2 separate regions of the Mus musculus genome follow, and region 1 is linked to region 2. A link is a loop called in an ENCODE intact Hi-C map of the cell type or tissue named here. Cell type or tissue: heart. All regions are shown on one strand. Links, peaks and the distances in the headings refer to the core of each region. The heading gives the core; the rest is flanking DNA. Region 1 holds the start of Dppa1 (developmental pluripotency associated 1). Region 2 has its middle 22 kb from the start of Gm12169.

Region 1 (16,152 bases), core at 3,756-11,755, 80 kb after region 2:
TTCAGCTATGATGCAGTGCTGTATGCTGTGTCCTCCCAGGACTGGCTGCATTGAATATGCTGAGCCTGTAATTTGTGGGTGAAGTCAGTCATTTACCAGTGAAAGGTACAAAATCTCTCCCAGCCCCCATACCTTCTCTATATCACAGATGCTTAGAGACATCTGAGGATCTGACTCCTGCCATTTATAAAGTGTTTCCATAGGAACCTGGGCTCAGTTCTCATCTCCATGTTGTCAGTGCAGCTGCCTCCTATGGGTGAGCCTGTCTATTCTCACCCTCCCTGCCATGTCCTTGTTGGTCACTGACAAAGAACAGAAGCTCAGGAGAGGAGCCTCTGCCTGGGCGCAGCCCCTCACTGCTGTGCTATGGAGCAGGCACAGCCTCTCATTGCTGTGCTATGGAGCAGGTGTAGCAAAAGACTCTTTCTTCTTGCTCAGCTTTCCCTTGCTTTCATATTGATTTCTTCTTGAAAGCACACAGCACTGTATCATAGCTGAAGGCTAATTAGCCTAGTTGCCCCATGAAAGTCCCTATGCAAAGTCCAACACAAATAATTGGTACTTTTGGATAGAGAGTAGACACAGTCTTCTATGCTTTTTTTTCCAATATAAGAGAAACATAGTGAATATCGCTTATGCAAATATTTTGGTACAAGGAGTTTCAGAATTTGGGTATTTCGGAATTTAAAAAAAATTTATACATGGCTTACAGATGGTACTCAAGTCTAAATATGGATAGATGTAGCTTTCATATGCATACAGTTCATATTCATAGCTTACATGTACATTTATAAACCACTGATAATTCTGCATATAAATACTTTATGGAACTCAGTTTTCTAGGTGTTTTTATCAAGGCAATGCCCAAGAGATTTTATAGCTTGAAGTACTGCATATTTGCTACTGGGCAATGCAGGTTCAACCTGTAACTCACAAATCAGGAAAATCAGAAGTGCTGTATGAATCCAAATACTGTACTGATGGTCTGAGAGTGCACAGAGATCCTAGACAGGAAGTAACAGGAAACGGTGCCTGGAAGAAACAGTGAGTGAGGGCTCCAGCTGGAGCACACACTGCTCTGCCGGCTGTCACGGTTCCCCGGAAGCAGCAGCAGTCACTCCTGACTCTGCCAACTACAAAAGAAAACCCAGGAACTCGGACCAACTGCTCTGAACACTCTTCTCCTTAATGGATGTGATGTGAAAAATGTGTTCACCTGTTACATGCAGGAAGCTAATGGAGGTAGGGCTCAACCCACTTCTAAGATTTATAAAAGTTGTATTTACTCACTTATTTTCATTTCTTGCTCTCTTTCTTCTCCCCTTCCCTCCTTTGTTTGTATGTGCGCATAATTTTCCATGGGCAAAGTGTTGAGGTCAGAGGTCAACTTGAGAGAGCTGATTCTCACCTTCTAGCAACCAGCTTGCAAGAATTGAACTCAGGTAATCTAGCTCAGTCATGGGCACCTGTTCCCACTGAGCCATCTTGCTGGCCCTCACTCCCCTTTCCCTTAAAGGGACACCTAAGTAATGGGTCTATTGGGTTCAGGAACCAACAACTAGGTGTTGAGGGGCAAGCACTCCTGTCACTCAGTGTGAAAGATAGTGAGGGCAACACAGCAGGCAATGGGTGTGGCTGAGGTGCAGTAAATCTATTCATACCACTAGGTACAAACTATTCACACAATTAGATTCAAACGATTAGATTGCTAGTCCAATATAATGTATGGACAGAGGCATGAAAGCAATTCAAACCCTCCCTGAACAGTAAAAATTTAGTGGAGAAAGAAGCAATCATGCAAACAACAACAACAACCCTCCCCCCAAACAACTGAAAACCAAGAAAACTGAAAACCCTAATCAAGAGGTCAAAATGGGAACAACAAGCAGAAAGAAAACAACCATCTCAGGAGCTCCTCTTTGCTTGCTCTGTGACATTTTTTCTCCCAGGTAGATGGGAAAGTGCATTGGAGCTGATGAAGGTCCCGGGACAGCAGAAGAGTCAGCTCAGAGTGCTTAAGTCATGAGAAATTATACAAAGTGGTTGTTAGGGATCAGATAGCATCTCTTGTGGGCCCAGTGAGGAGCCAAATAGAGGACTTTTAAACACTGACGAGTGAAAGAATTTCTAAGCTTGATAACAACTCACTATTAATGATTCCAAGCCGCTGTGCACAGTGACACGGGCTTTGTTCCCATTAGTCAAAAGACAGGTTAACTCTCTAAGGATGATATCCTCCAGATACATCCATTTGTCCAAGAATTAGATATGCACCCACTGATAAGTGGATATTAGCCCAGAAACATAGAACACCCAAGATACAATTTGCAAAACACAAGAAAATCAAGAAGAGGGAAGACCAATGGGTGGATATTTTATTCCTCCTTAGAATAGGGAACAAAATACCCATAAAGGAGTTACAGAGACAAAGTTTGGAACTAAGACGAAAGGATGGACCATTCAGAGACTACCCCACCCGGGGATCCATCCCATAATCAGCCACCAAACCCAGACACTATTGTATATGCCAGAAAGATTTTGCTGAAGGGACCCTGTTAAAGCTGTCTCGTATGAGGCTATGCCAGTGCCTGGCAAATACAGAAGTGGATGCTCACAGTCATCTATAAGACGGAACACAGGGCTCCCAATGGAGAAGCTAGAGAAAGCACCCAAGAAGCTGAAGGGGTCTGCAACCCTATAGGTGGAACAACAATATGAAGTAATCAGTATCCCCAGAGCTCATATCTCTAGCTGCATATGTAGCAGAAGATGGCCTAGTCGGCCATCACTGGGAAGAGAGGCCCCTTGGTATTGCAAACTTTATATTCCCCAGTACAGGGGAATACCAGGGCCAAGAAGCAGGAGTGGGTGGGTAAGGGAGCAGGGCGGGGGGAGGGTATAGGGAACTTTCGGGATAGCATTTGAAATGTATATAAAGAAAATATCTAATAAAAAAAAAAGAAAAAAAAGGCAGAAAAAAAAAAAGAAAAAAAAAGGACAGGGGCAGTTGGATTAGAGAGTTTCCAGGCACCCTGATCTACTTGAGTAGAGAGCAAGGCCATCTGTACCGCACAGTGATATTCATCCTCAAAATAAAATAGATAAATAAAAAACACAAGTAACAACTGCCAAGACGGAACAATTACACAGTGATGTTTAGAATTAAAAAAAAAAAAATAGGGACAAGTTAGTATTGGTTCCTATTGTCACTGTTAACTCTTAGTAAAGGACGTTAGGAAACATCACCAAAAGAAATCACATCCTCATGATTCAATTCCTTTGAGAGGACAGATTTAGCCAGAGCCAGGCTGACTCCATGACTGGCCACAAACTGACAGTTTGGGAGACTAGGCCTAAGTTTCTGTTTCCCACAACTGGAAAAGTCCAAAACAAGTGAATTCCAGGGAAACCCACCCCTTACCAGCAACCAATCAGGAAGTTGTCCCACCACCTAGCCTGAACCACCCTCACGGGCAGCCAATCAGGAGCTGTAGAAGCTGCCCCGACATCCTTGCTTGAGCCAAATATAGCTAATCAGCAAAAGTTCCCAAAATCCCCCAGAACCTTACCAATTCCAAAGGCATCTACCCCTAGAGTTAGAGCCAACAATTCAAGGGAAAGAGATGTAAAAGTCTCACACTTCTACCCTAACAGGCATTAAATTGACCCTGCAAAGTCCACACATCTGTCTTTCGTCCCAATGTCTGGTGGACAACTTCATTTTAGGCTAGCCTGTAACTCATAGAGATCCATCCAATTCTGCCTGCTAGGATTAAAGGTATGCACCATTATCTCTGACTTGTAGGTTGGTTTGAAGACAGGGCCTTGCTCTGTAGTGCAGGCTCTCTTACTATCCTCTGGCTTCCGACTCCAAAGAAAAGGGACTACAAGCATCTCTACTGACTCTCAAATATTTTAAAAATTTAAAAATTCTGCTTCCTGCAAAAGATGACCTTCGAAGGTGAAGGCAGGAGACCAGTGAAGTGAAGACCAACCTGGCCTTATGAGACCACGTGTCAAACCACTCCTATCCCTCCCCTCAATGCTATTTAAAAGAAATCTTTCACTCTTCATCCTTCTCTCTATAAAAAGAGCAGAGCCCAGGATGTGTGTGTATGTGTGTGTGTGTGTGTGTGTGTGTGTCTGTCTGTCTGTCTGTCTGTCTCTGTGTGTGTGTGTGTCTGTCTGTCTTTCAGCATTGATGGTGTAAAGGCAGAACTTTGCTAACTTCAATGTCAATTTTCAGATTGACTTTTGTTTGTTCATATGGTTTTCATTTTTTTGTTTGTTTGTTGATTAGTTGTTTGTTTTTTGTTTTTTCTTGTTTTGTTTTGGGGTTTTTTGTTTTTTTGTTTTTTTTGGTTTTGTTTTGGTTTTGAGACAAGCTCTAACTGTGTAGCCTTGACTGACCTCAGTATTTAGAACACTCTATATAGAGCTGGCTGCCTGAATTCATGGAGATCTGCCTACCTCTATCTCCCTAAAGGTGTGTACTACCAGGCCAAGCTCAGAATGGGTTTTATAAAAATAACCCAGAAGGGGTGAGCTTTTGTGATCAGTCCTCAAAGCTTATCCTAAACAAAGAGAAACCAAAACCAAAACCTGAAAAAGGATTCCTTTGTATGTGTTGATAACATTACAGAAACTGAACAAGATTCATCATGTGAGACCACAAAATCAGAATATTAAATCAAGGATTAAATCATGCCTATTTTAAAGCTAGCATAACAACTTTTTGGTGTATCTGTTGAGAGGATGGACCGAATTCCCTATTACCAGGTGCTTCCACATGAGGGGACTCTGAGGGCTGAAGATGCAGCTCAAGGATGCCATGCTCATCTGGACCACACCAGCCCCTGGGTTGGATCCCAGCACAGGAAGAAAGAAACAAGCAAACAACACAGAACAGTGAACTGTGAGAGTCACTGGGCGGTCACTACATTCTTGCCTAGCCTGGGTCTGGCCTGTGTGTTTGGGACGGGTCTGAGAAAGCACGGTTTTTGTTGTATGAAATAAGTGTGTAATGGGTTTGTACTTCTCCCTGGAACACTCATCGCTCTAATTTTACTAAATACATTTTTTTACGTTCACGAATATAATACATACTATCATAATAAAATTATACAAATGTATGTTAAGAATTAATGACTTCCACAGTTCCACTTGCTAGAGATTAGATTGTAATATCTAGAATCTGTATGAGATGTAGGGGCTCCTACCTAGATCTTAGCTGTTGAGGTGTAGCAAGGTCATTTGCAGTTGTCTGTCCTATATTTGGACAACCAAAGCTACCTTGGACCTTGTCTGAAAAGATTAATATGCAATTAACTGTTTGAAACTATATCATAAAATATTTTCAATTAGTATTTTAATTAAACAATTGAAAATGAAGGCTTTTCCAATGGAATATGGGCCAGTTTCTGCAGCCCTCCTGTAGCCCTCATGCATTGCCGATTACATGCACACACATGTACTCACCCTTACTTAAATATTACATCCATGTGACAGTCTTGTGGGTCTTATATTTGAGCCATGCATTTTGAAATTCATGGAGCTTAACAAATATCTTTGTGGCTACATCTTCATCCTGGTTCTTTGCTCACTATATAACCTGTACTCTGCCCCCAGGGAATGTATTTGTCTGAACCCCCATCCTCCCGGGCATCCCCCACCACCTCTCACTTACCTGGGAGAAGGAGTAGGAGGCCTGAAATGAGGACTTGAAGGGACATCATGATGGTGACCTGCAGGACAATGAGGAGACACTCTGGTTGGCTGTGGCCCTCACCACACTGTGTCTGAGAAGGTCTCATCCTGACTGTCTGAATCACATAGGCTGCTCTGCTGGGGCCTCCTGTCTTCCAAAACACTCCTCTTTCCTGCTCCTTCCCACACATAGCCTTCAGTCTCATTCTGGTCTCAACACAAGGAAGACAGTAAGCAGAAAAATTGAAGTCAGGGAGAAGAGTCTGTTCCCCTGGTAGAATGCTAAGCAAGGAGCATCCGTCTCATGGCCATACTTGCCCTGTGGTTGACTGCAGGCTCTTTCCGCTCAGTAGCCACAGTGGCTAGTCCCAAAGTCTCAGTCAAGTTCAATATTAGAAACATTGACTGAGGAAAATGTGAACCACTGGACCTATGCACATTGTCCCACAGACGTCAAAGACAAGGGTTTTGAAGGTTTTAACTTAGTTCCACTGTCAGCACTCATAGAGCAAGGCTGGGGGAGGATCCAGAAGTACTACTCTCGCCAGGCATGGTGGCGCATGCCTTTAATCCCAGCACTCGGGAGGCAGAGGCAGGCGGGTTTCTGAGTTCGAGACCAGCCTGGTCTACAGAGTGAGTTCCAGGACAGCCAGTCTCAAAAAAGGGGGGGGGGCACTCTCACTAGAGCAATAACATTCGGCTGCTACAACAGACCATTGGTCAAGAGTGCCAACTGCTCTTACAGAAAACTTGAAAACTGGGAGAGGTTCCCAGCACCCTGGTTGAGAGGCTCATAGCCACTAACACCTGAGATACACAAGCATCAGACATTGCTTAGACAGCTGTGCTCACATCACCACAAACATATATATATACATAAACACACATACAGATACATAAAATTAAAAATAATAAACATAAATCTTTTAAATGATATGCGTATAATAATTTTAGTAGCATAGATTTATAAAAATTCCAAGGTGTCCAGCTTAAAATAGAAAATAGTAACATAAGACTACAACTTTACTCATTTTATATATTTGTTTACTGTTTTTAACAGAAAACATGAGTTTATGACTCCAGCCTCTATCAATGGTTAAAGATGTAGCTAGTTATGAGGCCATAAGAAAATCTGGTTTATATCTAGACTATTGCATGCAACACATACATAGAAAATATATAGAAAATAATATTTGTTTAAAAAACAAAAATATAGAATTCACTGTTTCCCGCATGGATGAACACATGAACAGTGCTGATAAACTACAAAGAAAGCATCCAGCAAGGCCAGGGAGCTTCAGGGCCGTGCTGGAGGGCAGGGGGCAGCTTACCCTGCACTGTCAGGCTGAAATGTCTTCTAACACTGTCACACAGAAGGGATCTGAGCAAGGCTGAAGAGGGTTAGCCAACCAGAAAGCTGTGAGGGGAGAAGAGAGAGAGGGCAAAGGTTCAGATGCAGGAGAGTGCCTGTGACAGGGGAGAGGGCAGGGCAGCTGGGACAGTGAGGAACAGCCATGAAGAAGAACAGGGGATACAGCAGGGACAGGGCTCAGGAGCCACTTTGTGGGGACTTTCCTCTCCCCAAGGACACAGAGAGCCACTGCTGGGGTGTGGGGGTCCCAGGAGCTGGTGCCCTCTGAGGACTGCTGTGACTGCTAGGCTGACAAGCAAGGGCACCTTAGAGTCTTTGCAGGAGTTCACTGTGGAAGAGACAACAGAGAGCAAAGTGGTGGAAGGAATCAAGACTCTCAGTCTGTGGGCTCAGAAGGCAGAGCACAAGGACTTCCTGTAGGCTGGGGGTCTGCAGGGGATGAGTTAGGTACTCAGGCCTGAGCTGTGCATGAGGGGAGGGGCTATCAGCGGAGGAGGGAAGAGCCTCTCCCACCACAGGGTTGGAGGAGATATCTGGGGTTTGAGTATGTTATTATGAGATACATTCCTGTCTCAAAACTGACCTTTAACCCCTAAAGCCATGCCTCCATTTCTCAAGACGGACGGAAAATACTTGTTAAGATGCTAAGTTTTCTTTCCCCTTTCCTTTCTAAATGATAAAACTATCAGTATGGGAACTGGGTGTATGAGATGCTAGACAGTTTGTCTCGTGGGTATGAATTTCTAGTTCAGTCTTCCACATCAGAACAACCAGGAACAGTGGTGTCTGCCTGTATGAAATTCAAGAACTTTGGTAGTGGAGGGTCAGAGGATCAACGTAATCTTTAGTCACTTGTAATGTGGAGGTCAGACTGAGACACCTGAAGACATGTCAAAATCAAATGAAAATATAAGACAGAGTGATGTGTGTGGACCATATTAGCAGTCAGTAGACTAAGAGAAGGAGATTCCAATGTGATCCAGGCCAGTCTGGGGTACAAAATAAGTCTCAGCTCGAAGAATAAACAGAAAGTATAAACAATGTGTGTATTTGCATGATTTGAAGATTATTGAAACAAGGTATTGATTTCTCCATCCCTCTGCCTCAACTCTTGGATGATTTTTTTTCTTTTGACAGAAAGGAAGAGGATTTTTGCTGAGGAATGGAAGTAAAGGGTGTCAGCTTAGACATGAGTGGGGTTCAGGGGTGTCTGCAGAAGCTGTGGGTGGATGGCTTCCTCAATGAAGGAAGATGCTAATCAAGGACCAGAAAGATGGCTCAGTGGGTGTACTGGCTAGTTTTGTGTCAACTTGACACAGCTGGAGTTATCACAGAGAAAGGAGCTTCAGTTGAGGACATGCCTCCATGAGATACAACTGTAAGGCATTTTCTCAATTAGTGATCAAGGGGGAAAGGCCCCTTGTGGGTGGGACCATTTCTGGGCTGGCAGTCTTGGTTCTATAAGAGAGCAGGCTGAGCAAGCCAGGGGAAGCAAGCCAGTAAAGAACATCCCTCCATAGCCTCTGTATCAGCTCCTGCTCCCTGACCTACTTGAGTTCCAGTCCTGACTTCCTTGGTGATAAACAGCAGTATGGAAGTGTAAGCCAAAAAATCCCTTTCCTCCCCAACTTGCTTCTTGGTTGTGATGTTTGTGCAGGAATAGAAACCCTGACTAAGACAGTGGGTGAAGTCACTTCATCCTGAGCTTCATACGTTTAGTCAGATCCACAAAAAAAAAAAAAAAAAAAAAAAAATCAGTCCGGCGAGGTGGCGCACGACTTTAATCATAGCACTTGGGAGACAGAGGCAGGTGGATTTCCGAGTTCGAGGCCAGCCTGCTCTACAAAGTGAGTTCCAGGACAGCCAGGGCTGCACAGAGAAAGCCTGTCTCGAAAAACAAAACAAAACAACAACAAAAAAAATTTTCCTTGATAGTTAATCAGCTAAACGACTTCCTAGTCATAGAAAAAAAAAAAAATCCCAGTTCTAAAAGCTGTCCATGTACTTGCACTGGCAAAATATCATCACATAGTCGTCTATGAAAACCCATTATTCTATTCAAACATAGATTCACTTTGCAAGAATCCACAGAACCCTACTGGATGGTTAAGTTACTCTAATGTTTCAGGGCTCAAGCACCACTGTTTAATGTCCCACGTTCAACCCCACATCACTTCTCACGTAATTCCACATGGTACAGACACTCCAAGGAACACTATCCTGACTCTTTCTCTTCAGCATAAGGCAGTAGACATCCCCACTTACCTGTACTTAGGGGAAAGTGACTTCTTGCTAGTCTCTCCTTCTGGTCATCTGCTGCCCATGAACTCTTCAGAGCTATTTATGGATGAAGACAAGTCTCTCTTGTAATTTCATCCTTATCTCCTGGCCACACTCTCACCTGTTCTTTGTAAAAACTGAGTCTCCAGTTCTCCAACCCACCCACTAGATAGCATCTGCTCACTGGAATAAACATTACAGGAGCGCCTGTGAGAGCATCACTAGTGTGCCCTGGGCTGTTTTCCATCTGCACCAAAGATCCTTACTTTAGATGTGACTGTAAGCCTGGGGGACTTCAACACCTGGACCAGCCCTCTAGATTTATAGGAAAATAAACTGCATTCCAGAAAGCAGAATGAACTGGAGAGACCAGGAATTCCTGGAATAAGGGCAGAAGGGACATCTGTCTCTTGTTATACTTCCTGGAAGGCATTAACTAACATCGTTCTAACCAATGTTTACTAGGAGCCCATAAGAATGGGGGAGTTGAAAAAAATAAATCTAGCTCATAGACTCTGTTTCCAAAGTTTAGGGAGTGCAAGCTATGGTGGTGCACTCCTTTAGTGCCAGTAATGGGGAGGCAAGAGAAGGTGGATCTGCATTGTATGGCGGCATGGCTATGCAGAGAGTTCTAGGCTGGCCAAAGCTGCTTGGTGAGAGGAGATCTTTCAAGGGCTGAAGCCAAGCTTCTCCATACCTGGGTTCAGCATTCAGTTGTTAATAAATTGTCCAAGGAGGCTCCCGAAGTGTGGGAGTTGTATAAAATAGGAAACTGGATATGACTACTTTCCCATCTTTCAACTAGAGGGTAAAATGTTGTTCAAGAAAGCATTTCCAGAACAGTTGTGAAATTTGACAGTGTCTTTACTCCTACAAACCAAATAAGTAAATCAACCAACCAACCAACCAACCAACCAACCACATATAGTCTTCTTAAAGATGCTGAGGACAATGTCATAAACCTGTTTCAGGTAAAACGCCTGGATGATCACCTTCTGAGTGACTGGAAGCTGCCCTCACACCCATTTGCCAGGAGAGACATGATGGCTTGGGGAGATTTAATAATAGTAGGCTTTACTGAATGGACTTAGGATAATCATTTTACTTTTCATTTTGGTGCTATGTGCTGTGATTTTTGTTTTGTTAGGAGAGGGTGTCTCATGATGTAATGCAGGTTGGTCTATCATTCCTTTGTATCAAAGACGATCATGAACTTCTGATCTCTCTTCCTGCACTCCTATTGGGATCACAGGTGTGTTCTGTTTCCTGGGTTTCTGCATAAGGATCTAAGGCTTCATGTATACCAGGCAAGTGCTCTAAAACAGCTACAGACACAGCTGGGATTATAAATTTGTACACACACACACACACACACACACACACACACACACACTGTACTTGTTTTCACTATTTCAGCCACACGGGCTTCCTGTCTGCTTCTAAGATTTCCCATATTCTCCTGGTCCAGATACTTATCCCATGGCTGGTTCCTTTCTTAGAACACTTCTCTCTCATGAATTGAAAAGCTCCCTCAGATCTTCCAGTCTCAAGGTGCAATTTTAGCCTCGGTCTATATCAACATCCCTAGTCTACTTCCTGTCTTGGATAGCTTATTTCAAAATAACCCTTATCTTACAAGTAATCACTCAGGAGGCTACACAAACTCTTAAGACCTCTTTTTAGTAGCTTTATATCTAGCCTGTATATTGTTGGGGTTGGGGGAGGTTGTTATAGAAATGGCCCCTGTCTCTCATTCTCAGTTATCAGTCTGCAGGTCATCTATCCCACTGCAAGATGTTTCCCTGCACATAGCAGCACAGGCAGCAAAGATTGTGGACTTCATGGTTTCCAGAGGTAATGAACATCAATGTGGAGTGGCATGGATCTTGGAGGTCTTTCTAGGAGACTTAACCCAGAAATCAACCATTCTTCATCTCAGATGTCCTGTTGCTCAGAGTCAGGGTGATCCTGTGGTTAGGCAGTGTTTCCAGGGGGTAGGCTGCTATATACCATCTTGTTCTTAATGGCCACTGTTGTGCTGATATTCCAGGCTAAAACATGTGTTTGCGGCACATAGGCAGCTCCTGGACAGGTTTCCTCGCCCCAGCAGGGTGAGCAACATGAGAAGTGGTGGTGGTGGTGGTGGTGGTGGTGGTGGTGGTGGTGGTGGTAGTGGCTGTGGCAGAAGGGGCTGCACGCTGCTGTCAGGGTCAGTGGTAGAGCAGTGGCCACAGATATTGCTAGGGGAAAGATGGCACAGTGGTGGCCTGAGCCTCCTGACACCCCAGAAGCCCACTCTACTCTGCAGGGACATGCTCCTCTGTTCCCAGGCTATACTTACAGACCTGTCACCACCACTGAATCTCTAATTCTGCTTCTCTTTGCTAGGAATGCCATTTCATTCAGCAATGTTCTTCCCTACTTCCCCAAAATCCTATCTCCTCAGAGTGAATTTTCCGTATTAAAAGTGTCTATGTTAGAGAGACACTCAGTATGGTTATTACGTATAACCCCAGAATTCCAAATTCCCAGGCTTTACAACAATGAGCAATGATATCGCCAGAACTGGCTCCACCTACTGGCTCAGGCACAGAGGTACAACCTCCAGTCTTAACTGATAGTTGTTGAGGTCTGTCCTGACTCTGAGGGCAAGGCTAGACTCTCTCCCTCTGTGTGCTCAGTCTGAACCCAGCCTCCTGCTGTCTGTTCCACCTAGTGCCTGGTCTGCATCCTTCCCAAAGCTGTATCTCTGGGCTTTTCCTCAGTGAAGACTGGAAGGCTCAACTGAGGCCTTGTTTCAAAATGGCTTCTGTGTGAGGCCTTTGAGTTACAAGTAGGAAAATGGGATTCTTCTCTCCTGCTGACTCATCACCCAGAGGAATCAGCTCAATCAAACCCACAGCTGGGTTCAGGGCTTGTGAGGGCTGTGGACCTGTCCTGTGGTAGGACTGCCCATCTCTGCTCCTGCTCACCTTTGGAAGCTCTTTCTTCTCCCTCTGCTTCCTGGGAAACTGCAGGGATGAGACCCAGGCTTTTGCTCACTTCTCTGCATCAAGTGCCCCTCTCTTCCCCCTTTCAGGGACCCTTTCATTCCCTGCTGCACTTCTGAAGCTCTGTGATTCCTTCCCTGGGAAATGGCCTGTATTTTCTTATTCTAATCAACTTCTTTCCAGGCTCACAGAGAGGCAGTCTCTAATCTTCCTCTAGACTTCCTGGAAGTCTCTGCACTCTGGATACCTAAATCAGCTGAAAACTCATCTGACATATGCAACAAAATATCTGCACATGAATACTCACAGTAGTTAGCTCAGTTTCCAGAACTTGGAAACTTATAAAACTGTCTGCTACAGCACATGAATCAACAAGCTTTAGTATCCTTCAGCAATAAATTAAATGGTATTCATTATAGTCTGGAGCTGTGCTGGCCATGGTCATGCACACATTGTCTCTCAAGGTACTGAGGCAGAAGGATCTCAAATTAGAGGCTCACCTACTGTACAGGAAGGACCTATCTCAAAAAAGTAAAACCCCAGTGCTATTGAGATTGCACAGCTGTTAGGGCCATTGCTGTTCTTACAGAAGACACCGGTTCTATTCCCAACACCCATGTGAGGTGCTGCATTTCTGGTTCCAGGGGATTGGACACTATTTTATGGTCTCTATGGCAGGCACACAGACACACACACAGACACACAAGTGAAACTCTTAAAAAACAAACTAGAACCACAAACAAACAAACAAACAAACAAAAAACTACAGTTGAGATTTAGGAGACGGGGGATGACTGGATAGCTTCTTCAGAGTGAGGACAGATATCATCAATTATCAAGGAGACTGGAGTTTGGTACCCCTGAGCCTGAGACAATGAGTGAAGCAGATTCTGGAGGGAACTATTGTTCATTGTAAAGACTGGGAATTTGGCACTTCTGGGGTTTTTCCATGTCCTGTCACACACTATTCGCTATGAAGCAATAGTGGTTGATCTCTGTTATCATACGTTTGTCAAAACTCAGAATTCACAGAAGCAAGAGAAAGAGACTCTGGACTTCAGGTGACAATTGTGCCAAAACTGGTTCATCAGTCTTCATATCTGTGCCACAATGATGGGAAATGCTGATGCTGACAAGGTCTCTCTCCCTTCTCCTCCTGCTTCCTCTCCTCTCTCTTCCTCTCCTCCTTCACCCATCTCTTCCTCTACCAACCCCTTCTCTCTTGCTATATCTCATTCTCTTTCTCACTCAGCATGTGTATATGGCTGTGTATGTTGAGGAAGGTGGTGTTGTGTCCGGCCAGTAGATCACAACTTGGGTTCTAGCCTGGAAAGGCATTTTGGAAACCTGGAAGAGAAGAGGGGCTGGGCTGCGCGAGATAAGGAAGGAACCAAGACAAAGGTCTCTGCTCAAGGTTCAATTTTTACTATTTCGGCACTCCGTTTTTGAAGGAAGCGGGAGGGGCCCAATTCCCACCAAATAATCTTGGAGTCCAGTAGCAGGGTGATCACGTGATGGCTTCGGAACAGCAAAGCCGAAGGTTCCAGCAGTGGGTGTGGCAGAAAAATTGAGCGGGAAGCTCCACCCCTGAGCAAGCAGGTTTCAGGCTGGGGGAGGGGAGACTACAGGTGGTTTATAAAAAATTCTCTGTACTTTCCACTTAGTTTTGCTGTGAGCGTAATACTATTCTTAAAAACAAAATTTCCTAAAAGTTATGATTGGGTTATCATCAAAATATTTTTAGGTTACTGCAGGTGCAAAAACTGGTGAAGATGGCCAGCATCCTGAAGTGCAGGACAGGGGTCACCTTAGAGCATCTCCCCACAGCACACTAGGTGCTACATCCACTCCAGTAGTGACTCGCTTGGCAGGCCTAAAAACCTGGAAGCAGTCCTGAGGCAAAGAGTTTCAAGGAAACTCAGCCTCCTGGAACCTTGGCATTCTCATAGCTAGGAATGGCCCAGATTTGTCCCTGCAATACCACGGAGGGTCTTGCATGCTTTCTTACAGTATTTTACTGGAGAGGACTTAGAAATCTCAGAGCAAGTTTAGTAAAGTATACTTAGATTCTTCATTACAGCCAGGTATAGCAGACTACATTGCATATTAGAAGCAAGTTGGTGAATTCTTCTGACAAATGGAGATTCCCTACAGAAACTTAAAAGAACAGCCAAGTTACCTCCGTATGCAAGAATTTACTAAGGCCTAGGAAATAGGGGGGTTGTGATATTGTATTATTCATGAGAAGGTCAGCTAGAGCAGAGCCCCCTGGTACTAGCTTTCACAAGGCTCAAAGGAGTAGCACAAATTGTGACTAGGGTGTCATCAGCTGACCCTAGGCAGAGCTGTTTTATCTTTACTGTAAATATTACCTGGTTCCTGTAAGTCCTTTTGAGGTTATTCCTCTGTTTTGTGTCAGATAACTTCGATGTACTTTGCTTGCTGTGACATCCTACCCCTTTGTTTTCTGTATTATATAAGACTTTGTTCACTTTGTGACATTACACTCAGATTCAACACATTCTCTCGTTACGTATCTGTTTGTCATTCGCCAACTCCTTCACTCACTTGCCACCAGAGACCCTTTCCACGCAGATAGGAGACCCAAAAGGGGGATAGTTTGCGGCAAGTGGGAATTTCTTTTTTGCCTCTACTTTTTTAGTGGTCTTTGTGATGAATCTTTGAGTCCTTTGAAGGCCCAGGGACAGAGTCAGCTAACAGCTGTGCACCAGTTTCCTGGGGAGCCTCACAGATGCATGGGAGCACTCAGACTTCCTGTTCCCAACACTACCTCCTGGAAGCCAGACCTGGGCCAGACCTGCTCTCACTCACCTCACGCCCTGACCACGACTTGGTTGTACACCTGCCCTCACCCATTGTTGGTATTGTGCTATTCCATTTTGTGCATTTTATGTTCTTCCAGAGGACTTATTCAGACATCAAGAAGGCATTCTGTCCTCTGAGTCTCCCTAGGTCAGTGGGTTTTAGTCTGAGCCACCACATAAATCACCCAGAGAAGTTGAACACTTAGGACACCAGTATCTGACAACTTGAGACTGCAATTAGTGGGTCCATGGACAGTTTTCAGCTCTCCAGATGACTCAGCTGAGGGGCCAAAGTGACAAACTATAGGACTTGATGAGGCCTTGATATTTTCCCAAACTCCAACACTCTCCTCCAGCTATTCGCAAAGATAAATTAAGAAGAATGAATAAGACACGTGTGAAAAAGTTTAACTTCTAATATTGTGCTTGGAAGCATTTATGAACCTCAAAAGACCACCAAGGAGCCAAATAACAATATGATCCCCTTAGGGTCTCTTTATTTTACACTGGAGTTTGGCCTTACTCACTGCTAAGCATAGGATGGTTTGGTGAAGCAACTCTGAACCCTCATTTGGAAAGAGTTTTACAGTAGAATAGGAGCAAGTGAGGGGTGTCCAGTCTGACGAGCATCTAACAGAATGAGTACTGTCAGCTCTCAGGTGGGTGCTCTGAAGCAAGACCATGGCAATCACAAATGGTCGGAAAGTACATCTGAAACAGTCAGACTAATCTTTGATTGACTGTTGCTAGGAAGTAGCTAGGGAGTAACTCTGGGTTATGGGCGAAGGACAGGCCGTGGGGTCATTCCTGGTACTTGGGTGTAGCTTGGGTTTAGTTTAGGTCATTTTCTTAAGATTTTTTTTTTTCTTTTAAGATGGAGGCTAAGATGGAATAGGTTTGACCTCTCAATACTACTTTTAAAACCAAGCTGTAGACCATATCTCCTGTGCCATCATGATCCAGTCTTTCTAGGAAAGCT
Region 2 (16,152 bases), core at 4,749-12,748:
ACTGTTGATCTTAGGGTAAGAATGTGTGTTTTCTGTCAGGAGAGGCTACCATGGTGAGTATGGACCAGGCAGACACCTGGGAAGAGGATAATGGGGCACAGGCTTGAGTTCATTAGAGCTATTTCCACTACGCTTCTGCCTTGATGCTCGGTGTTCCTAGACTCACCCACTGAGCTCTGAGTTAGGGGCTAGAAGGAGACAATGCAGAAATGGATGGGGAGTTGAGGAAGCGGGACTCTGGGTCTCGGCCTTAGAGAAGTCCCGTTGCAGGTGAGACAATGTTTGAGGTTATGTACTTATTCTAGTAATATTCTAATGACATAAGACATGGGCTATTGACTATCTATTTTAAGTGAAATGATGGCCACATCTTACTTGGTAAACCCTGTGAATATCCAAAATTATTTTCAATGCAGGGGATATTTGTTTGAAATGGGTGAGTCAAAAGTCTGTGTGACCATCCTTGGATGAAAGAGGAGACAGTAAACCAGAAAAACAGAAAGGCCTTGGTCCAAGTCACCAGGGTAGTATATGGCTAATGCAGAATCCTTACACATGGTGCCTTTTTCTCACCCCAACAAGACATACAGGTTTGGCTTCCCAGGCAATGTGGTACAAACCTTTAATCCCAGTCTCTTTCATGAAATGTCAGCAGTCTATCCCTGAGCGACATCCCTAGCTCATGTAATGTAAATCTAAAAACAGGAGAACACACACATACAGATACTCACAACAAGCCTTGTACAACCTAGAGGTTCACAGTCCTGCCTGGACCTGGAGGAGATTGCTATAAAAGGAGAAAATTCAGACAGTGACTCCAGAGATGATAATGATCCTTTTTTGAGGGTGGGACCTGAGCACTTGTTAACGTGATACTCTCCAGGTGATGCTAACGATCAGTCAGGGTCTTGAGCCTTTCTAGGCCTTCTTCTGCTACTGTAGACTGTTCCCTGGAATTTGAAAGCATGTGGAAGCTACACCCCAGGCCTTCACACATTAGGGCTTTTAATTCCCTTCCCACCCCCAGGACTGTCACTAGGGAAATCAGATTCGAGAATCCTCTGTTTCTGTGATACCATGACTCACAGGAGATGCTGATGGACACCGATGACATGGAAAGGTCCATTCACTTGGTTCCATGATGCCTAATTTCACTTCTAATTTTTTATCATTCACTGAACCAGGGAATTGTATCCTGCAGCAATAGGTTCCTTGGCCGGATCGCGTCACATTCTCTATGGTTAGGGACATGTTTCCTTTGTAGAAATTCCCCTTTATCTGGAATTTGCTCGATTTATGATATGTTACATTTCTGTTTTCAGTGCTGAACACCACACTGGCACACTGTGACCAAGGGCAGGGTTCCTTGCTCCAGCACACAGGCACAAATGTCCCAGAGGGAGGTAGAGTACAGAGCAGACAGGCACTCATACCGACCTCAACTATTTAAGCATCTTCAAAGGCCCTACACAGAAGGAAAGGAGGGCAAGATGGTGATAGTGGTGGGTCCATTTCTGCAAGCAATGCATCACAGAATAAATGAGGAAACTATGGCTGCCCTGTTGGGAGGAGGATTGGCTGTGCCAATGATTCTTTGACTTTGAGAGGCAGCAGAGAGTCCTGCTGAAATACCTATTAAGATCGCATAGGCCTCTGATCCTGGTGCTCAGCAGGTGGAGACAGGAAAATCTGATTTAGAGATCAGACTGAACTATATAGCAAGTTCCAGGATCGCCTGAGTGATGAAATTGTCTCTCAGAAAAGAAATGATCATGTCTAGTGAGTGCCGCCATACACAAGAGGGTGGTCAGGGAGCTGAACATGATCAGCCTTATCACCCACTTGCTGGAGGCTCTCCATTCAAACCATTGACTCTCAAACTTTGCAGTCTCCTAGGAAGATCATTAAGAATGAGTATTCCTGGCACTGGAGGCGAGGCTCAGTGCTTAAGAGCACTTGCTCCTGCAGAGGACCAAGACTCGAGTCCCAGCACCCACATGGAGCTTCACAATCATCCATCACTCCAGTTCCAGGAGATCCAGTGGCTCTTCTGACCTCCATGGGGCTGTGGTGCACAGACATCCATGTGAGAACAACACGAACACATAAATAAATCTAAAGAGTCTTAAGTGAGTACTCCCAATGGCTCCAGTCCTGGTTAAAAGATGGACCCATTTGCCTTCATACTGCTTAACAATTTTCTCTCCTTGAGGGGCTGCCAGGACTTCTTGAGGGACTTCGAGGGCTCCTCCCTGAAAGACTTTGACGGCTACTCCCTGAGGGACTGTGATGGCTACTCTTGGAAGGGTTTTGAGGGCCTGGAATTCCCCCTTGAGTGCCTGTGAGGGCTCCTTCCTGAGGGACTGTGAAGGCTTCAAAGGACCACTCTAGGCTCTACAGTTCTATCTCTAAAGTATAATGGTCACACCAAGAAAAAAAGAAAAGAAAAGAAAAGAAAAAGAAAAGAAATGACCAGCCCAGAAATGATGACTTAAGCCTGTAATCCCTGTGCTAAGGAGCCTGTGGCAGAGCTGTAGTGAGTTTGTAGCCAGCCTGGGCGACCTAGGCTTGTTCCCTACCAAGTCTGCCCCACTGGACTGAGTTGACGCATTAGAACTTACATTTTTTATCTCCCATGTGTTGCATTGTGTGTCCTTGACACCTCCCCTTTCAATGTCACAGCCCTCAGAGAGAGGTGTGCACAGGTCTTTGAAGATACAAGCCAGGGCTCATGGAGTCAACACTCAGAAAACTGGACACTGTTGGCTAGCTAGGTAAATAGTTCACCTGTCTGGGCAGATGACTAATCTGCTCCCAGCAAAGGAAAGGCAGTCTCTCTCTCTCTCTCTCTCTCTCTCTCTCTCTCTCTCTCTCTCTCTCTCTCTCTCTCTCTCTCTCTCTCTTATAAATAATCCCCCTGACAAAACAGAAAAGCTTGCATATTTGAAATTCCTCATGTGTTGTTCTGAAGTTTCAAGTAAGTTCCTTTATAAGAACAATCACATGTATGCGATAATGCATTCAAAAAGGTACTGAAAGGTACATGCAAGCACGACCCCTCTCTCACCTCTTCTCATTCTGCAGCTCACCCTCCCAGGGCCCAAACACTAAAAGACATCCACACCTGTGTTCCCTGGTAACGCCTGCACACATGATTGTTCGCTTTAATTTTCTCTATAGCATTGTGATTATCAGTAGACTATATGAGGTTGTTCAATTAGGCTCACTGCTTGTATCATGAATATATCAAGTATGTTTACCTGGTCCCCCACTGTTGGATATTTAGGTTGCTTCCAATCATATCCTACTACAAATAGCATCACTATGACCATCCTTGTATCTTTGCCTTGAAATAATCTTTCTCCAATTGAAAAGGACCAGGCCAGGACTTATGCTTACTCATGAAAACATGAGTATGTGTCAAGGAAAATCAAAGGCAGCTCTGTGTAGGCACTGCCTTAGCTCTCTGGTTACACTGCTACTTCCCCGATGCCCGTCTATCCTGGAGGTCAGGAGGGAGGTGGAAACAGGAGCATTTAGAAGTTGAAGTCAAAAGAGCTACATAAGCAAGTTGTAGGTATTTAACAATGAGACACTTTCCCATTGCTCCCCAAAACAAACAAGTAAGGCATGTTGGATCACACCTGCAGTCCTAGCACTCAGGAGACTGAAGCAGGAGGATTACCATGAGGTCCAGGCCAACCTGGGCTGGACAGTAGGAGGCTGGCTTGAGATACAGAGAATTGCAGGGCTTCTTGCTCAGTTGGTCGGAGGCTGAGTCTGTGGCATGGCTGTCAGCTCCCATATATTGGGGTCCTGGTCCTTCACATACAGAGCCTTGGGGAGAATCAAGCATCACTTCTGTGGACATGTAGTGACAGGCTAATGGAAGGTGATGTACAGAAAATTGGACATTGTTGCTCATGACAACAGCCCATTGATCTGGGATATGAGCTAGTTGTCTGTTGATTACCCAAGGAATGGGTGGGCCACCCCAATAAAGTATACAACAACAACAACAACAACAAACTTGACAAATAAGAAGTATGTATGTTTTAAAGTACTCAGGGTTTGTTTCAATGCTTAACATGAATTATTTTCAATGCATTTATATATACACATCTAAATAGGAAAGCAGTTAAGCCATATAAAACATGTATGAAATCATGACTCTTTTCAAACTCTTCCCATTCAATGCTGCCCACAGTGAGCCCAAACAGTCGCCCTCCCCACTCCCCTCCTTCTCAGCTCCCTCCCTCCATCCCTCTCTTATGAGTATTTTACCCCCCCCCCCCCCATCTAAGTGAGATTCAAGGTTCCTTGCTTGGGCCTTGCTTCTTGTTTAGTTTCTTTGGGACTATGGAGTATAACATGATACCTGTATTTTATGGCTAATATTCACTTATAAGTGAGTACATGCATGTCCTTTTGGATCTGGGTTACCACAGGATAATATACTCAAGTTCCATTCATTTGCCTGCAAACTTCATAATGTCTTTGTTTTTAAGAGTGGAATAGTATTCCATTGTGTAGACTGTGTTCTTAAGCTGTCCTTTAAGCATCTGGCTTCCCTTGGTGTTGGCTGGCTAATCCTGATGGCAGCAGGACTTCTCGGGAAGGTGGGGGTAAGCTGTGGGCTAGAAAATGGAGATCAGGGTATCTTATTATGTTGACTGTGACTCAGGAAGACTTGACTCTGCAGGCTGTGTCCTGGAGGTTGTGGGTCAGTCAGACCCAGGTGGGGTGGCAGGCAGATCCAACAAGGATGGGGGTCAGACAGGTTTCCAAACTGGTTAGTTTTTGGGCCCCTTGACCAACATTTTATCCTTTAATTGCCAGATGGGAAAGTAGGCATACCCAGTTTCCCATCTTAAACAACTCCCACACTCTGGCGGCCTCCATAGACAATTTAGTAACAGTTGAAAGGTAGATCAGGGTATGGAGAAGTTTGGCTTCAGGTCTTTAAAGATGAGTTCTCACCAAGCATCCTTGGCCAGTCTGGAGCTCTCTGCAGGACCCCACTGCCATACAATACAGATCTGCCTGCCTCTGCCCCCCCCAGCACAGGCACTAAAGGTGTTCACCACCATACCCTGCACTCCCTAAACTTTGGAAGCAGACTCTAGGAGCTAGATTTATTTCTTTCAACTCCCCCATTCTTAGTAAGGGCTGCTAACAATAATTGGAAGGTGTTAGTTGATGGCTTCCAGGAGGTATAAGCGCCTTCTGATTTTGCTTCAAGGACTCCTGGTTTCTAAATGTATTTTTCTTCCTGGAGTGCAGTTTATTCTCCTGTAAACTGAGAGGGTTGGTCCAGGTGTTAAAGTCCAGGCTCAGAGCCACACCTCAAGTGAGGATCTTTGCTGCAGATGGAAAACAGCCCAGGGCACACTAGTGATGCTCTCACAGGCGCTCCTGTAATGTTTATATGAGTGAGCAGATGCTATCTAGTGGGTGGGTTGGAGAACTGGAGAGACTCAGTTTTCACACAGAACAAGTGAGTGTGTCCAGGAGATAAGGGTGGAATTACAAGAGAGACTTCTCTCCATCTATAAATAGCTCTGGAAGAGTCCGTCAGTATCTGAGCATCAGAAGGAGAAACATTTTCCCTTAAGTAACAGGTAGGGATGGATGTCTACTGTCTTATTCTGAAGACAGTGAATCAGGACAGTGCTCCCTACAGTGTCTGTACCATGTGGGATTCCTTTAGAGATGATGTGGGGTTCAACGTGAGACATTAAACAATGATGCTTGAGTCCCTAGACATTAGGGCAACTTACCATCCAGTAGGGTTCTGTGGATTCTTGGAAACTGAATCTCTGTTTAAGTGAAATAATGGACTTTCATAGATTAGCTATTAAAGCCTTCTTAATTAAAGTTAAAATGAGAAATAAGAAGGAAACTCTCTAAAGTAGTCGGGTACTCTTAAGAGTCAGCCCTATTTATTTAGGGCCATGTCTGTAAGTACCAATTAATACTATATAATAATATGAAGGTAGGACCAAGAATATGAGAGCACAAACAGATTGCAGTGTTTTCTTTGTTTTCTGTGGTTTGCAAATTATTTTGTATGCAGTATGAAAAAGAACCTCAATTGACTGCAGGCATTGGAGGTTTTGGGTTAGAGGTAAGACAGCCAAGGGCAAAAGGGACTAAGCATTGCTCAATTTCCTGAGTGTTGGAGATGGGAAGGGAGTGGCCAGTCAGGGAAGCTGGGATTTCAGAATTTAGATTTGGGCTTTGTTCTCCACTGACTGGGAAAGTCGCTGAATTCTTTAACTGTTGGGGAAATATTTAGAAAAGGGCTTTTAAAATATTTTTAAATGTTTGTATCTGTTAGGGGGATTTCCCTCACTCCTTTCCCAGTTTGGAGCTTTGGTGGCTGGGGCTTTACTGATCAGGTTCTTTCCTGATCCTGGGCTTTACCAATACCCAGCTGCTGCTGGCTGTTAGGCTCTCACTCTCCCACAGTGGTCCTCCCACCCCACATCCCTCACCTATCCCTACAGTGAACTTAAAACAAGAGTCATAGAATATAGCAAATATGGCTCAGTGGACACTCATTAGAACCTCGCAACAGTTGTGAAGTCTAACTCTGCACTTTCTATTTTATTAAGCATGAGCGTGTGTGTGTGTGTGTGTGTGTGTGTGTGTGTGAGAGAGAGAGAGAGAGAGAGAGAGAGAGAGAGAGAGAGAGAGAGAGAGAGAGAGAGACAGAGAGAGAGACAGAGAGACAGAGACAGAGACAGAGACAGAGAAAGAGACAGACACAGAGATACGGAGACACAGAGAGAGACAGAGACAAACAGAGATACACAGAGAGATTATAACTTTCAGGAGTCTATTCTATTCTTTAACCACTGTGTGCTTGGGGATCTAACTCAGTTTATGAAGCTCAGGAGGAAGTGACTTCACCCACTGAGCCATCTTTCTGGTCCTTGATTAGTGTCTTCCTTCATTGCGGAAGCCATCCATCCACAGCTTCTGCAGACACCCCTGAACCCCACTCATGTCTAAGCTGACACCCTTTACTTGGAACCTGGATCCCATCCTTCCATTACTCAGCAAAAATCCTCCTCCTTTCTGTCAAAACAACAACAACAACAACAACAACAACAAAACAAACCCAAAACAACAACCAAACCAAACCAAACCAAAACCAACCAACCAACCAACCAACCAACCAACCAACCAACCAACCAAACTTAAGAGTTGAGGCAAGAGGATGGTAAATTCTATACCTCCCTTCAATAATTTTCAGATCATACAAATACACACACTGTTATAGGTTTCTTGTTTATTCTTTGAGCTGGGACTTCCTTTGTATCCCAGACTGACCTGGATCACATTGGAATTACCCTCTCTTAGTCTACTGACTGATAATATGGTCCACATACATCACTCTGTCTTACATTTTCATTTGATTTTGGCATGTCTTCATGTATCTCAGTTGGGCCTCCATATTATAAGTACCTAGAGATTATGTTGATCCTCTGACCTTCCACTACCAACCTTCTTAAATGACATACAGGCAGACACTACCATCCCTAGTTTCTCTGATGTGGAAGACTGAACTAGAAATTCATACCCACTAGACAAACTGTCTAGCATCTCATACACCCAGTTCCCATACTGCTAGTTTTATTATTTGAAAAGGAAAGGGGAAAGAAAACTTAGCATTGTAACAAGTATTTAAATCCCAACCTTTGGGCGATTGAGACTTAGGGTCAGGTCAAGGCCAGCTTTGGGCCACAAAGATATCTCACAATAACATATTCAAACCCCAGATATCTTTTCCCAACCCTGTGGTGGGAGAGGCTCTTCCCTCCTCTGCTGATAGCCCCTCCCCTCATGCACACTCAGGCCTGAGTACCTAACTCATCCCCTGCAGACCCCCAGCCTACAGGAAGCCCACTGTGCTCTGCCTTCTGAGCCCACAGACTGAAAGTCTTGATTCCTTCCACCATGTTCCTCTTCTGTTGTCTCTTCTTCCACAGTGAACTCCTGCAAAGACTCTAAGGTGCCCTTGCTTGTCAGCCTAGCAGTCACAGCTGTCCTCAGAGGGTACCAGCTCCTGGCACTTCCACACCCCAGCAGTGACTCTCTGTGTCCTTGGGGAGAGGAGAGTCCTCACAAAGTGGCTCCTGATCCCTGTCTGTCCCTGCTGTGTCCCCTGTTCTTTCCCATTGCTGTTCCTCACTGTCCCAGCTGCCCTGCCCTCTCCCATGTGTCACAGGCACTCTCTCGTACATCTGAACCTTTGGTCTCTCTCTCTCTCTCTCTCTCTCTCTCTCTCTCTCTCTCTCTCTCTCTCTCTCTCCTGCCCTTACAGCCCTTTCTGACTGGCTTCTTTCACAGTTCCTTCATCAGTTTTGCTCAATTACCTTCTCTGTGTAGGTATCAGAAAGTTTATGTAAGCCTAGCAGTGCAGGTTAAAATTGTGCCCACACCCATGTAGCTCTGCAGCTGAAGCTTCGGAAGCTTGCTGGATGCTTTCTTTGTAGTTGAACAGCTCTGCTCACGTGCTCATCCATGCAGGGTAAGAGTGAATTCTATGGTTTTTTTTTTTAAAGATTTATTTATTTATTATATGTGAGTACACTGTAGCTGTCTTCAGACACTCCAGAAGAGGGGGTCAGATCTCCTTATGGATGGTTGTGAGCCACCATGTGGTTGCTGGGATTTGAACTCCGGACCTTCGGAGGAGCAGTCGGGTGCTCTTACCCACTGAGCCATCTCTCCATCCCTCTATGGGTTTTAAACAAATATTAGTTTCTATATATTTTTGATGAATGTGTTACATGCAATAGTCAATATACAAACCACATTTTCTTATGGTCTCATAGTTACATCTTTGATCCGTTGATAGTGGCTAGAGTCATAGAATAATATGTATTCTGTTAAAGATAGTAAAAAATACATAAAATGAGAAAAATTTAGTATTATATTACTATTTTCTATAGTAAGTTGGACATGTAATTTTTATAAATCTATGATATTAAAGTTTTTATAAGCATATTATCACTTTTAAATTTTATGTTTATTGTTTTAATTGTATGTATCTGTGTGTGTATGTGTGTGTGTGTGTGCATGTATGTTTTTGTGGTGATATGTACATGTGAGCACAGTTGTCCAAGGAATGTTTGATGCTCCTGATAATAGCTGTGAGCCTCTCAGCCAGGGTGCTGGGAACCTCTCACAGTTTTCAGTAAGAGCAGTTGGCACTCTTCACCAATGAGCCATTGTAGCAGCCTAATGGTAGTGTTCTAGTGAGAGTAGAACTTGTTGCCTCTCACTAGAGTCTAGCAGTGCTAACAGAGGAACTAAAACTTCAAAATTTCCAAACTTTTGTCTTTGACCTGTGTGGGACAATGTGCTTAGACACAATGCTTCACATTATACACAGTCTATCTTGCTAATACTAAACCAAGGCTTAGGGACCAACTACTGTGGCTACTGAGCAGGAAGAACCCATGGGGCCAGTGCACCTCCATTACAAGGCTGCTCCTTGCTTAAGGTTCTACCAGGTGAACAGACTCTTTTCTCTGACTTCAATTTTTATCTATTTCTGTCTTCCTTGTGCCAAGACCATGAGTGAGACTGAAGGCCATATGTGGGAAGGAACAGGAAAGAGGAGTGTTTTGGAGGACAGGAGGTCCCAGCAGAGAGGCCTATGTGATTCAGACAGTCAGGACGAGACCTTCTCAGACACAGTGTGGTGAGGGCCACAGTCAACCAGAGTGTCTCCTCATTGTCCTCCAGGTCACCATCATGCTGCCCCTTCAAGTCCTCATTTCAGGCCTCCTCCTCCTTCTCCCAGGTAAGTGAGAGGTGGTGGGGGATGCCTGGGAGGATGGGGGTTCAGACAAATACATTCCCTGGGGGCGGAGTACAGGTTATATAGTGAGCAAAGACCAGGATGAAGCTGTAGCCCCAAAGATGTTTGTTAAGCTCCATGAATTTTAAAATTTATGGCTCAAATATAAGACCCACAAGACTGTCAGGTAAGGGATGAATATATGTGCATGCATGTAATATTTAAGTAAGGGTGAGTACATGTTTGTGCATGTAATCGTCAATGCATGAGGGCTGCAGGAAGGCTGCAGAAACTGGCCCATATTCCATTGGAAAAGCCTTTCATTTTCAATTGTTTAATTAAAATACTAATTGAAAACACTTTATGATATACGAGTAAATAATGAGTTACATATTAATTTGGACAGCCAAGGTCATCTTTGACCCTGTCTCAGCCAACAGAGCAGTGTGTGCTCCTGCTGGAGCCCTCACTCACTGTTTCTTCCAGGCACCGTTTCCAGTTACTTCCAGCCTAGGATCTCTGTGCACTCCCAGACCTTCAGTAGGGTGTTTGGATTCATACAGCACTTCTGAGTTTCCTGATTTGTGAGTTACAGGTTGAACCTGCATTGCCCAGTAGCAAATCTTCAGGACTTCTTGGGCATTGCCTTGATAAAAACGCCTAGAAAACTCAATGCCATGGAGTATTCATATGCAGAATTATCAGTAGTTTATAATAAATGTACTTGCAAGCTATGCATATGAACTGTATGCACATGAAAGCAACATCTTTCCATATTTAAACCTAAATACCATCTGTAAGCCGTACATAAATTAATTTTTTTTCAGAAATACATAAATTATGAAAAGTCCTTGTATCAAATGTTTTGCATAAGTGATATTCACCATGTTTCTTTATGTCTAAAAAAAGCATAGAAGACTGTGTCTACTCTCTATCCAAAAGTACTAATTCTTTTTTTTTTTTTTTTTCCGAGACAGGATTTCTCTGTGTAGCCTTGGCTGTCCTGGAACTCACTCTGTAGACCAGGCTGGCCTCAAACTCAGAGATCTGCCTGCCTCTGCCTCCCAAGTACTGGGATTAAAGGCGTACGCCACCAGGCCTGGCCAAAAATACTAATTCTTTGTGTTGGGTTTTGCATGGGAACAACTAGTCTAGTTAGACTTCAGCCATGATGCAGTTGCTGTGTCCTTCCAGGACTGCTTGCATTGAAGATGACTGTAATCTGCGGGAGCAGTCAGTCACTTACCAAGGAAAGGTAAAAAATAACTGCAGACTCCATGCCTTCTCTTTCTCACAGAGATGTTTAGAGAGATCTATTTGACTCCTGTCATTTATAAAGCGTTTCCATAGGAACCTGGGCTCTGTTCTCATCTCCGTGTTGTCAGTACAGAGTCCTCCTATTGCTGAGCTTGTCTGCACTGCCTCCCACTTCCACATCCTCATTGGTCAGTGACAAAGAACAGAAGCTCAAGAGAGGAGCCTCTGCCTGGGCGCAGCCTCTCACTGCTGTGCTATGGAGCAGGGTGTAGCCTCTCATTGCTGTGCTATGGAGCAGGGTGTAGCCTCTCATTGCTGTGCTATGGAGCAGGGTGTAGCCTCTCATTGCTGTGCTATGGAGCAGGGCGTAGCCTCTCACTGCTGTGCTATGGAGCAAGTGTAGCTGAAGACCCTGCTTTCTTCTTGCTCACCTTTCCCTTGCTTCATATTGATTTCTATATTCAGGAGTTCCAACAAGTTCTTCAAGGAGACTTAGAATTTCAAGTAGATTCAAGCCTATCAACATAACTGGACCTACTCCAAGGAAGCCCAGAACTATTTAACTTTTAACTCATTATAGAAGCTGGCGTGAATATACGTAGTCTCTGTAGTGAAAATCTAACATGCTTATAATAACAATTAATTTTCATTCTTGCTTAGGAGTTTGGACTACCACAGTGACGTCTTCACCTTGCCCTTGTGTAAGCACATCCCTGGGTGTGTTCATAGTGAGATTCACACGTCTATCTTCCTGCAATCACTTTGCCTTTAGACACTTTGTCAAGTTAGCTCATACGCTTTTGTCTCAAAAAAAGAAGAAACAGAGCTGTAACTTCTATTCGCCATATGCACTTGTCACTTTGGAGGCTTACGACTGAATAAGCTCTTTCTTCCTGGTTCTCTGTGGATTCTGGCTGGCTGAGTTAACTCAGCTCTTCAGGCCCAGACTGCGTTCTAAACTGACTGACTCCATCTGACTTCTCTTAGCTTCTCACTGCATTGCCCTACATAACTCTGACAATCTGTTATAATCTTCTGGCTCCTTCTCCTTCTCTGGCTTGGTCTGTTTTCAGCTGTATCTAGAATCTTCTCTTTGCAACCTGTGTCTGTAAAACTGTCCCTGTAAAAATTGCCTGAGAACTCCACGAAATGAACTGCCATGAACTCCAGCCCCCTGCATCACCTCTCAACTCACTGACTGGCTGACTAGAATCAGAGATGTGCATGCCTCTGCCTCCTGAGAGCTGGGGTTAAAGGCGAGTACAAGCCTGCCTGCACCTAAGCTTTTCTTTACCTGCACCTTGCTCTACACCAGGCTGGGCTTCAACTCAGAGATCTGCTTGCCTTTATCTCTTGGTATTAAAAGCATGTCTATGCTCCAGCCAGATCACACAGAGCTAGAAGGTGTTTGGATATGATCCTATTCCAGAGCAGCCACGTAGCCAGACAAAAATTCCTCTAAATGGAAGAAAAAAATAGTCAAGCATAGTTGCTTATGCTTTCATCTTTGGACTGGGGCAGCTTAAACAAGAGATACCAAGTTTGAGAATAGCCTGGACTACCAGGGCATTTTGGGTTACTAGTAAGAGTCTGTCTCAAAAAAAAAACCCATTAAATATATGATAATAAACCCATTGAAAGGAAGAAAAGATTTTGAGTCTAAAAAGGGTGTTAGATAGTTTGTTTTGATGGGCAAGTTTGTTAGTTGTCCCAATAAATGATATTTTATACAACAACTGAGGAGGTAAATACACAGTGATCAATTTGTTTTATATGGTTAAAAGTTAGGTTACAAAAGAGTGAGCTAACCAAAGGATACATATTTATGTTTGTACCTGAAATATCAGAAGCCATCATGCCATGGTGAAAGTTCTGTTAACTGAACAGACATGTGCAGATTTAGCAAGTCCTGCATGACACAGTTGTACCTGAGTGCAGTTAAGTGCACACAGTTGTCTTGACCAGCAAGAAGAAATGATTTAGAATTAAACTAAAGAAAGTAGTAAAAACTTGGCACTATGCATCTGTCAGGCTGTCTTTAGGTACATGAAGGAGCGCGTAGAGAACTGGCACTCCTGTGTGTGCTGGTGTCTGGGGCTTTGGTTTCTTTGTTTTTGAGACAGGATGGGGGTGGGGGACTCCTAGAGACCAGGCTGGCCTTGAATTCCCTACAGAACTGAGAGGGATAAGGAACTCCTGACCCTCCTGGCTCTATTGGTCGTCCTGGGATCACAGATGTGCACAGCCATGCTTAGCCCCAGCAGCCTGCTTCTTGAAGCTGCAGATGAGCTTCCCAGACTCCATCTCCTGGGAAGGTTGAAAAGGTGTGTGAAGATGAATGAGAAAGGCTAGCTACCACTGCACCTTACAACCAGGAAATGCTATAAAGTAAATATTCAGTGGGTAGAGCACTCTGCAGTGCAGGCAGGAGGCTCAGAAGTTCATCACACTGGCTACATAGTGAGTGGTAGGCCTGCCTAGAATACATGAGACCCTGTCTCAAAACTTACAAACATTATTTTATATTCACAACAGTATTTGTCAAGAAGTATCTGGGAGTAACTTACCTCTTGTCCTACTGAACATGCCGATTGTAGCCATGGAGACAGAGCAGACAAAGCTGAGCTAACGTGTCTTTGGTCTCACTAACTAAGCAGAGAAGCTGGGGCTGTGATCCATGATGAGGCTCATACATGGACAAAGACCTGATCTCAGTTGAACCCATCTCTCACTTGTCTGCTTAGGGCTAGTAGATCAGTGCTGAGCTATGACAGGGCCTAAGGTGATGCCCAGCCTGTCTCATGCTTATTCCAGTACATGGTAATCCCTGGTCACCTGCTCCAGGGCATTTGGATGGATTTTGCATTTCTGTCTGATTACATGGCGTTAATCAGACTGCATCCATAAGCAGCTTTCATGAGTAGTTTTATAAAGATGTAGATCTTGCCTCATGGCTGGAGGACCAGGGCATTGGTTCCAGCCATCAGGGAACAGAGCCATCTCATATATTCTAGGGTGGCATTGAACTTATGTAGCTGAGACCACCATAGGACACCTTAGCCCTCTGCCTCTGTGCTCTGGGGTTACAGCATATTTTTTATATTTTAATCATTGGCTATCTCAAGAAAAAATAAAACCACATTTTCTATGAAGAATTTTAATGTGGGGCTGGAGAGATGATTCAGCTCTTAGGAGCATGCACTGCTCTGACTGCGTACCATTGCAGCTCCTGGGTGGGTGACTCACTGTAGCTACATCCTCCCATATGTCCCCAGATTAGACTCTAGTGCATAGATTCTATGCACTAGAATCACACGCGCCCCCCCCCACAGAGAGAGAGAGAGAGAGAGAGAGAGAGAGAGAGAGAGAGAGAGAGAGAGAGATTGAGAGAGAGAAAGAGAGAGAGAGAAAGTCACAGGATTTTTTTAGAGGAAAAGAATTAAATGCTATGGTATAAGAATTTGTTGTACAAGATTGTGATCTGGAACAAAAGGGACCATGATAAGACCTATGGTATGTTCTAGCTTAGCCTTTGGATGTGTTTTTGTCCCCTTGGTGATACTGATGAATGTTCTGGAATAGATTTAATAGAGGAGGCACATAAGATGCTGGATGGGAAACTGCATGACTAACACTGAGACAGAGATCTTTGAGGGTGGCACCCAGGCCTGCATGTCCTTACCCTGCAGGGTTTGTGGGAGTGCACACGTGTTTCTGTGTATGTAGCCCATTCTCTGGGCAAGAATGGGAACCATCTGAGATGCCTCACATGAGACCATTCCTGACCTGTTTCACATGACTGGGCAGAAATTTGAAAATGAGAATATGCCTGTCATATTTTAGGATGTTTCCTCCTAACATTTAGAACTTGGTTGTTCATATATGTTATTTAAGCTGGCCCTGGTGATATGAGCCTATTATCCCAGGATTCAGTCTGCTGAGACAGAGGATCATAGTTCATGGCTATTTTAGACTACAAAAGTAAGATAATATTTAAAAGGGAAAATAGAAATTGCATAAAATACTACAAATATGCTCCTTTGCTTAGTCCAAGGTTTTTATTCTCCGCAGAGAAAGTGTGGTTCCTGGGAGTTTCAATGTCTTTGACAGGAAGGGGAGGGTGAGGCCTTGGTGGTAGCACACACATCCCGAATTACTTATGGAAGGAGCCAAAGTCAGCATAGAGTGTTACCTTAGTGGAGTTTTTAATAGGATTCCTGATAAATGAGACCATTAGTAAAACCTTGTGTCTCAGGTCACTTGGAGAGTCCATGTTTAGCTTATTTTCCACCAGCCAATTAAAAAAAAACCAGATTTCTTCATTTTTCTTTAGAGAAAGATTATTTACCAATGTCGCTCTTGCATGTTAGGAATGCTATGCAGGTGTATGCATGCAGCCATGAATACAGAGAAGACATATCCTGTAGAGTTCATGGTTATCAGTGGACAGTTAGTTAAAAATAGACACAATGCTCTTGATTAAAAGAAAATATCGTGAATGTTTTTGATGGGATGTTCACTTTTTCCTTTCAACTCCTCCCGACTTCCCTCCACCCCATTTTAGAGTGCAGACACAGAAAAAAGAAGAGTCTAGAAAGGTAAGCTGTCCCAGGTTGTGTCAGTTGCTTTGGAACATGCAGTCTTTAAGATTTCTCCTGGTTTCTTTCTTTTTGTTCCTTTTCTCCTTCTCTTTCTCCTCCTTTAAAAAACAAACAAACAAACAATTTTAGTCAGTGTTTCTCATATAATATATTTTGGTCATGTTTCTTCCTGTCCAATAGCTCCTCTCAGATCACACTGGCTCCCTACCCACCCAACATTCTTTTCTCTCTTTCCTTCAAAAAGGAGGAAAAATAAAAATACAAACATGAGATGAAATAATCACCTGAAGACCACTCCCTGCCAGTTGTACATTGCACCATCTGAGCTTTCTGACCCTACGTTGTTTCCATCCCTGTACACATGATACTGACCCAAGCACAGAAAAGTTTTTGTCTGAACTTCTTTGTAATTCTCAGCACAGCTGTCCTTCCTGGGGCTGAATGGTGATGCTCATTTTGGTTCTACATTTCAGTAGT

The links. A loop is a pair of places that touch in the nucleus more often than their neighbours do. Peaks named below come from ENCODE experiments on the same cell type or tissue, not always from the same donor. Only the 100,000 strongest peaks of a DNase experiment are listed, where the experiment ranks them.
Region 1: a loop joins it to region 2, with 17 times the contacts of the local background. A loop is called at or near these places in 7 of 42 quality-filtered maps.

What each region holds. Positions count from the first base shown.
Region 1 is chr11:46,619,882-46,636,033 of GRCm38, forward strand. Dppa1 (developmental pluripotency associated 1) reads right to left here and starts at 9,393. Exons shown (of 6, transcript NM_001163358.1): 1 at 9,344-9,393; 2 at 5,687-5,744. The coding sequence starts at 5,735. In heart, for the core only: no CTCF peak of the experiment used is centred there; no DNase peak of the experiment used is centred there.
Region 2 is chr11:46,538,642-46,554,793 of GRCm38, forward strand. No RefSeq gene overlaps it. Among named protein-coding and RNA genes, the nearest start is that of Gm12169, 22 kb to the left of the region's middle. In heart, for the core only: no CTCF peak of the experiment used is centred there; no DNase peak of the experiment used is centred there.